2 separate regions of the Homo sapiens genome follow, and region 1 is linked to region 2. Evidence: read pairs that join two places in POLR2A ChIA-PET (ENCODE). Cell type or tissue: PC-3. All regions are shown on one strand.

What was found. Peaks named below come from ENCODE experiments on the same cell type or tissue, not always from the same donor. Only the 100,000 strongest peaks of a DNase experiment are listed, where the experiment ranks them.
Region 1: POLR2A ChIA-PET joins it to region 2 with 5 read pairs; 3 of 35 experiments call an interaction of 5 or more read pairs at or near these places.

Annotation. Positions count from the first base shown.
Region 1 is chr11:76,006,298-76,010,297 of GRCh38, reverse strand. UVRAG (UV radiation resistance associated) reads right to left here. Exons shown (of 15, transcript NM_003369.4): 10 at 2,677-2,764; 11 at 1,431-1,491. Among named protein-coding and RNA genes, the nearest start is that of UVRAG, 190 kb to the right of the region's middle. In PC-3, no CTCF peak of the experiment used is centred here; DNase peaks (open chromatin) are centred at 47, 1,607 and 2,467; H3K4me3 peaks cover 1,179 bases; H3K27ac peaks cover 4,000 bases.
Region 2 is chr11:75,777,171-75,781,170 of GRCh38, reverse strand. The region is part of intron 1 of DGAT2 (diacylglycerol O-acyltransferase 2); the gene reads right to left. Among named protein-coding and RNA genes, the nearest start is that of DGAT2, 10 kb to the right of the region's middle. In PC-3, no CTCF peak of the experiment used is centred here; no DNase peak of the experiment used is centred here.

The DNA of each region.
Region 1 (4,000 bases), 230 kb before region 2:
TTTACTTTCTGCATCATGTGCCTGGCATTTAGGTGTTCAATGAACATTTTTTTCAATGAATAATGTTCTGTATCCCAGGAAACTGGTACGGGACAAAAGTACTCAATATGTTTACTAAATGAATCAATGAGGAAAATGATGCGCCATGGGCTTCAAGATACCACAACTTTGCCTAAAATTAATATCAAAACACATTTTTGTGAATGTCTTACAGATATCTGAGGGAGCACTATGAAATGGAAACCAGACAAATCCTAGCTATATTATTACCTAGTTTTGTGGCCTCAAGCAAGTCACTGAATACCATTTTCCTTATAGGATCCCTTTGTTTTTGTGAGTATTAAAGATTAGGCAAAATCTTATGCATTTATAGCTACTGGTATACCTCACTTATTTTCCACAACAATCATATAAGACAGGTAGGGCATAAATTAATAGTTCATTCAATCAATTAGGAAATCAACTCAAAGGTTACATTACTTGTTCCAAATTACATGGTTTATACAGGGGCAATCAGGACTTGAACACAGGTTTTCCAACTCCTGGTTTATCACTCTCCTTTTATCACGTCCAAAGTACTTACAGGTAAGGGCCCAACAGGGTAACAAAACACTCTTAGATGTTAAATGATCACCAATAACAACAGCTTCTTTATAAGAAAATGAAAGTCCTGATCAAAACTAGCAATGCTCTCTTCTTTAGTAACTTCTCAAGTAGATAAAACGCTGGCTTGGGAATAATCTATAAAGATATTTAGTAGGCCTCAAAGCATTGTTTAGGCTAAGGGAAAAGAACCCACTTGGCTAACAATAAAAATGATCACTGATATGCCAAAGAAAATAAATTCTTTGGAATATTTGCAGAGTAGGAAAAACAAAAGATTTTAAAATATAGAAATTACTAAGGATCATATTCTATAATACCTTTAATGTAATTTCTTTCTTTATTTTTAGTTAAAAGATAACAGAAATGATAGTATAACAAATTAAGCCTGTGGTAATGGAAACTTCACAAAATTAAATTTTCAAATACTTTTCAGGTCAGCAGTAATATGACTTTCTAAATAATAACAGAACAGATTTTGTTTGCTGTTCCTCTGCTCCCAACCATACACAAATTTTTCATAAAAATCAAACCAAAAGGAAGGGCGATTATTTGTATTCTTAAGAACCTGACTGTCTAATTTGCTTAAAGCCCATTTAAAAACTATTTTCTTTTAAATTTCTAATATAAGGTTCAGTAATTATTTTTCTATGATCAGACCTAACATTCTATCTCCCATCAAGGAGTCTGATATACATACTTGCAATTGGGAAAGGACAGAAAGTCCAAAAATTCCTTTGGATAAAGTGCTAGGCAACCAGCATTTCAAGATATTCTATTTCCATATATTAATATATAACAAATCTTCAAAATAAAAAATAAAATACCTTGGAAGTCCTCAGAATTAGGCAACTTGACACCGCATACAAAGTAATCCTTATGTTCATTCTGTGAATTTAATTAAAGAATAAAATTAATAAATAAAGCAAAGAAACTCTAAGTTAAATCTCAGATCAGCAGGTCGGTGCTGACTCAAAACACTGTTCTAAACTCCAAGTATTATCATAATTGTTGAAGCTGGATGATGAGTACATGGTGATTCATTCTACTCTCTCCCTACATTTACATATACTTGAAATTTTCTATAATAACATTTAAGACATCATGTCCAAGGAAAAAGCCATGTAAAATTATCATCATAAAAATATCCTTATTTCATTCACATATATAAATGGTTTAATAAGATTCTATAAGCAAACTCAAATCCTATTAGCTTTCTTCTCTGAAAATTAGTCTTTTAAACAAATTTTCATTAAAAAGAAAACTATCAAATTTAGCAGATTTAGTTCTCTGAAAAATAATCCTAATCAATTTTATTGAAGTTTTCCTTTTTTCATTCATTCTAAGAAACTAGGCTCAAAAACCTAACAGCCTGACAGTTACCCCAGGAATATCTTAAGTAACACTAATACATGAAAATTATCAATCATATTTTTAAAGCAGTGCACATATATTTGCATGTGTATGTCAGAAATGGTGATAATGGGCAGGGTGCAGTGGCTCACACCTGATATGCGAGCACTTTGGGAGGCTGAGGTGGGTGGATCACGAGGTCAGGAGATCGAGACCATCCTGGCTAACGTGGTGAAACCCTGTCTCTCTAAAAATACAAAAAAATTAGCCAGGCATCGTGGTGGCGGGCGCCTGCAGTCCCAGCTACTCGGGAGGCTGAGGCAGGAGAATGGCGTGAACCCGGGAAGGGGAGCTTGCAGTGAGCCAAGATCGCATCACTGCACTCCAGCCTGGGTGACAGAGCGAAACTCCGTCTCAAAAAAAAAAAAGTGGTGATAATGGATAATGTGGTTAAGTAAAAAGATCCTAAAGAAACCAAAAATAATTTGGCAGTCTTTCAGATGATGAGTGCATCCCACCACCAAAGTGATATAAATGAAATAGTAGGACCTAAGGCCAAACAAGTCTAAATCTATGTTTTAAATAGACATTAGCTCCTGAATGAATCATGACAGAGCATATGATTAAGCCTAAAGCAATGAGTTTTTTCATTGAGAGGAAATGTCATACAGAAATCATCTTTTCAAAACGAAAAATATTTTCAGAAAATTTGAAACTTACCAAATCAATAGGGTAAATGTAGGAAAGCTCAGAGAGTAACTGCCTGCAACGAATTGTCAACTGAGCATTAGTCTTCAAGAAGAGTTCTCTAATGAGGAAAGAAAAAATACATTTATTAAAAAATATATGCTTGCATGCTTTGTAACATTTATTTCCACACAATTAATCCAAAGAAAGATTATACTGTCTGTAATAGGCCACAGAAACTCAGAAGTAGAAGCATAAATAATAGTTACCGTAAGTCTTGACCTATCTCCAAATAGTATCAATCAAGCTAACTATATACTGAGTGCTACTGTGTGTGATTAGTACCATGCTAAGAAATGTAAAGGGGGCTGGGAGTGGTGGCTCACTCCCATAATCCCAGCACTTTGGGAGGCCCAGGAGTTCAAGACCAGCCTGGGCAATATAGGGAGACCCCGTCTCTACAAAAATAAAAAAATTAGCCTGGCTTGGTGACGTATGCCTGCGGTCCCAGCTACTTGGGAGGCTGATGTAGAAGGACTGCTGGGGCCTGGGAGGTTGAAGCTGCAGTGAGCCCTGATCATGCCACTGCACTCCAGCCTAGGCACCAGAGCAAGACCTTGTCTTTGAAAAAAAAGAAATGTAAAGGGTACAAATAATCATTCACTAGGCATCTACAAATGGCCTTATTTATTCTAACAACTCTAGCAGGTTGATACTGTTATATCTATTTATAAACAAGGAAACAATATTTAGAGAGTCTGAGTAATGTGACCAAGATTTCACAGTCAATTTAATGAGGCCAATTTGATTTCAAGAAAGATCTGGATGGTATTTCCTCAAAAAGTATTCTATATTTCACTCACAATTACATATTATAATTACCTCAAAAACCAATATGTTGGACTGTAAGAAAAAAAGTAAAAACAACAAATAAAAAGCTATAGTATGAAATTACCCTTCTCTCTCTCTTTTTTTTTTTTTTTTTTTTTTTTTTGAGACGGGGTCTCACTTTAACACTCAGGCTGGAGTACAGTGGCACAATCTTGGCTCATTGCAGCCTCGACCTTCCCGGGCTCAGCTGATCCTCTCACCTCAGCTTCCTGAGAAGCTGGGACTACAGGTATGCCCAACCATGCTGAGCTAATTTTTGTATTTTTTGTAGAGACAGTGTTTCACCATGTTGCCCAGGCTGGTCTCAAACTCATAGGCTCAAGCTATCTGCCTGTTTCAGCCTCCCAAAGTGCTGGGATCACAGGCATGAGACACCTTGCCTGGCACCAGCTCTTTTCTTGCACTACTTAAGAAACATGATCAATACATAAAATACCTGTAAAGTAAGTTGCCTGATCAACTGTGT
Region 2 (4,000 bases):
GCCACCCACAGAAATAACCTATTTGAAGATAAAGTCAGACCCGCACAATGGAGAAACAAAAGAGCATCCTCCTCAGGGTTCCCACAGCCTCTGGCCTTGTTCTAACTGCTGATTACAAGCTGATTCTCCATCACACTGGAAGCTGCCCGAAGGCCAGGCCTGGGTCTGATCCATATCTGGATCCCCAGTGCCCTGTCAGGCCAGCCCCAAGGAGGTGCTCTGGCCACTCTTCAGGCCCCCGGAGTTCCCTCCATGCAGGGCTGAGTGAAAGGTATGATGCACAAGAGGCCCATAAAGCTTTGGGAGACCCTCCATGCCCTTGCACAGGCACTTGGACTCCTGTGAGTTTGGCACCAACACCCTATTTTGATGGTGATACCGGGTCAAGGTCACTCAGCCAGATGCTGGCAAAGCTGAACCCAATTCAGGCCCAACCTTCAGGCCTGCATCTGCTCCGATGTTGCATGTCCCCAAGTTCCTTCTCTCTGCTCCCCACAACAAAGCAGGGGGCAGTGGTGGGGAGCTGGAAGGGGAAGGGGAGAAATGAATGATCTGTTTTCCTTCAGAGGGGTGGGTCAGGAGCAGGCATCTTCTACAGCAGGTAGAGTGGCAGCAGGACTTGGGTTTCTAGACCCAGCTCTGCCACCAACTCCCATGCTAAGTCTCCTCACCTCTCTGGGCTTCAGTTTCCCCATCTATGAAATGGGGGTAAGGAGGGTGAAGTCTGTGATCTCTGGCACCCACCCTCCTGAGGACTCCTGTCAGGGTATTTGGGACCTAGAGCTTACCATCTTGCAGTAGTTCTGGTACCGTTGCTCAGGCAGATGGGAAGTGAGGGTTCAGTTGGGCACCCCCAAAACACTGCCAGTCCTTGCCACCTGGCTGTCAGTACTTCCTCTGCCCCAGCTGTGGCTGGGAGGAGTCCAGCAGAAGCTGGTGGGGATGCCGATGCTGCAATCAGATGCCACCACATGCCACCACCTTCACACCCAGTCTGACTGTTCCTGACTCCTGGGTGGGGCCACCAGGGAGCCTCAGCATCCAGCCAAGTCCCTGCTCCTATCTGCCCCCTCACCACATCTGCACTCTCTCTGCACACTCCCACAGCACCAATGTCACTTTACTTGGCCATCCCACTGCCAGTGACGCATGGGTGCCAGGACTTGGTACCTGATTCATCTGTGGTAAGAGGGGCTCATAGAGGTTTACTGCATAGCTGAGCAAATCCATAAGCAAATCCAGAGCAGCCTCAGAGGCAGCTATAGGCCTGGATGCCCAAGTTAGACTGGGCTGCCTGGCAGGAGGCAAAACCAGCCCCATCACTGAGGACTGACCCCAGAGATGGGGGATGAGCCTCTTTTGCCCTCCCTAGGTACAAGTTTCTCCACCTATAAAGGGAACACAACCCTGCTACCTACAGATGTCTCTGTTTTATGGGGGCAGATGAGACAGGCTGTAGGGGAAGATTCCCAACAGAAGACTCAAATGGCTGCTCCCAGGCAGCACTTGCTTTACACACAGCTCATTTGCTCCTACCTTTGGGGAAGGCAGAGGGAGTAGAGCTGCCAGAGAGGCCCAGAGCAGCTCTTTTACCACCCGGAAAGCAATCCCCTTCTCCTGCGCCTATGTGGGGCTTCACCGTCCCACAGCACTCTCTGGGAAGGTAGGCAAGGGGAGAACTGGCAATCCTGTTTCACAGAGAAGGAAACTGAGGTGAGGTGAAGCCCAAAGAGGCAAAATCACTTGCTTGAGGTCAGGGTGTGGGAGCCAGGACTTAAAGAAGGTATTCAGGCTCCCAGTCCCTCATCATCTCTACAATGCTACGCTGTTGAGCGCTGGCCCCACCAAACACGCCAGCCCACACCTGGACTTCAGGAACATATCCTGGCAAAGGAGAGCTCCCTCCTCTGCCCATATCATGCTCAAAGTCTCATGTGGATGTTCTAGTGAGACTGGATTCCACCCCCGCAACCCATGTGCTTTCAAGCAGTTCTCAGACCCAGGGCCCAGCCCAGGGCTGGGGTGTTGAAGGGTGTCTGTGAGCACCTCTTTGCCCAATATCTGATATCAAAGTGACCAGGAAGGCCACACCTCGGGGCTGATGAAACCCAAGTTTTCAGGGCTTCCTCTCACATGCCTGAGGGCAGCAGTGTCTGAGCCCCAACCCCCTAAATCTGAGAAAGAGGGCCCTGGGCCAGCTCTGCCCTTGCCTGGCTCTGTGACCTCGGGCAAGTCACCTAACTCTAGCTTTGGTTTTCTTATCTATAGGATGAGGGTGATAATCCTCACCTCACAGGATTTTGGGGAACATTAAATTTTTTTTTTTTTTTTTTTTTTGAGACGGAGTCCCGATCTGTCGCCCAGGCTGGAGTGCAGTGGTGCGATCTCGACTCGCTGCAACCTCCGCCTCCAGGGTTCACTCCATTCTCCTGCCTCAGCCTCCCGAGTAGCTGGGACTACAGGCACCCGCCACAACGCCCGGCTAATTATTTGTATTTTTGGTAGAGATGGGGTTTCACCATGTTAGCCAGGATGGTCTCGATCTCCTGATCTCGTGATCCGCCCGCCTAGGCCTCCCAAAGTGCTGCGATTACAGGCATGAGCCACCACGCCCAGCCAGGAACATTAAATTTTAAAACGTTTAAGGCACATGTGGCATTTGTTAGGTGATTAAGTGGTGGCTACTGGCATTGCTCCTCCCATCTCCAGAGTGGGAAGGAGTATATGTAGTGAGCAAGCAGAGTTTTTCCAGAGGCTCATGGCCACAGGTCTGTGTTACAAGAAGAGGTCGCAGAGTGATGGTAGCGCAGAGGAGGCTCCAAGGAGGCCATGAGGCTTCGCCAGGGCCCTGAAGACAAGATCTAGGGGTCAAACAGGAGGAAAGTGCGCACTGTGGTTGGGGGAAACTGCTGGAACAAAGCCTTGCAGGGAGTTCTAATGAGGCAGACCCAAATACTCAAGAACCCAGAAAGGGGGGTGAGTGACTGCCTGAAATAGAAGCTGAGAATAAAGAAGTTGGAATGAGTAGTCAAAGGTGGCTTCCTGGGTGAGGTGGGTGGGGACAGAGCTAAGACCCAAGGCATAGAGCACATACAAGGTACTAAGCGCTAATACTAGCCCTGGGGAAACAGCAGTGAGCACAGCAGATGATGTCCTGCCTCAGAGGCAGCTATAGGCCTGGATGCCCAAGTCAGACTGGCTAAAGTTAAGTTAGGATGCTTAACTTCTGCTGAGGGAGAGATAAAACACCTACGTATTAATGTATGATGTAACATCAGGCAGCGACGAGAGCTATGAAGAAAAATAATTTGGGGCAATGAGATAGAGAGAGGGGCAGGAGGATCCCTGGCCTATGGAGAGGAGGCCCTGAGCGTACATGGCGAAGCACTGGTAGACAGAGACTGTGGGCAGCTCACGCCTCTCGAAAGCCCACACCGCGTCCTCCACCCACCTCACCTCCATACTGGCATCTGGCAGGGGACATGCCAACCTGGAGTCAGTGCCGAAAACAGGGGCCGAGAGTCAGGAGAACCTGGCCTCTAACTCGTAGGAAGTGGCCTGGATGAGTCACTTCCTATACAAGCTTCAGCTTCCTCATCTATACAGTGGGGCTAATACCTACCTCACCAGATTGTTGTGGGAATTAAATGAGATAATGTATAGCCAAGAGCTTCATAAAAAGTAAAGATCTCTATGAATGCTGATTAATTACCAAGTAAGCCTCGGTGTCCTCTCCTGTTTGATGGGTAAAATAATGCCTGCCCTGCCTAGGAACAGAGGCGTAGGCGACAGGCTAACTTAGGATTCAAACCCTGGCTCTGATTCTTACCTGCAATGAGACCTTGCAAATCACTCCCTGTCCCTGGGACTCAGTGTCCTCCTTAGCTTTAATCCAGGATTGTCATAAGGAATCTAAATAACTTAGGGAAAAGGGCCAGAATGTCTGGCATCAATGTGAGAGAGCCAGAAAGATGCCAGCTAAGAGAGGTGTGAACAGCCT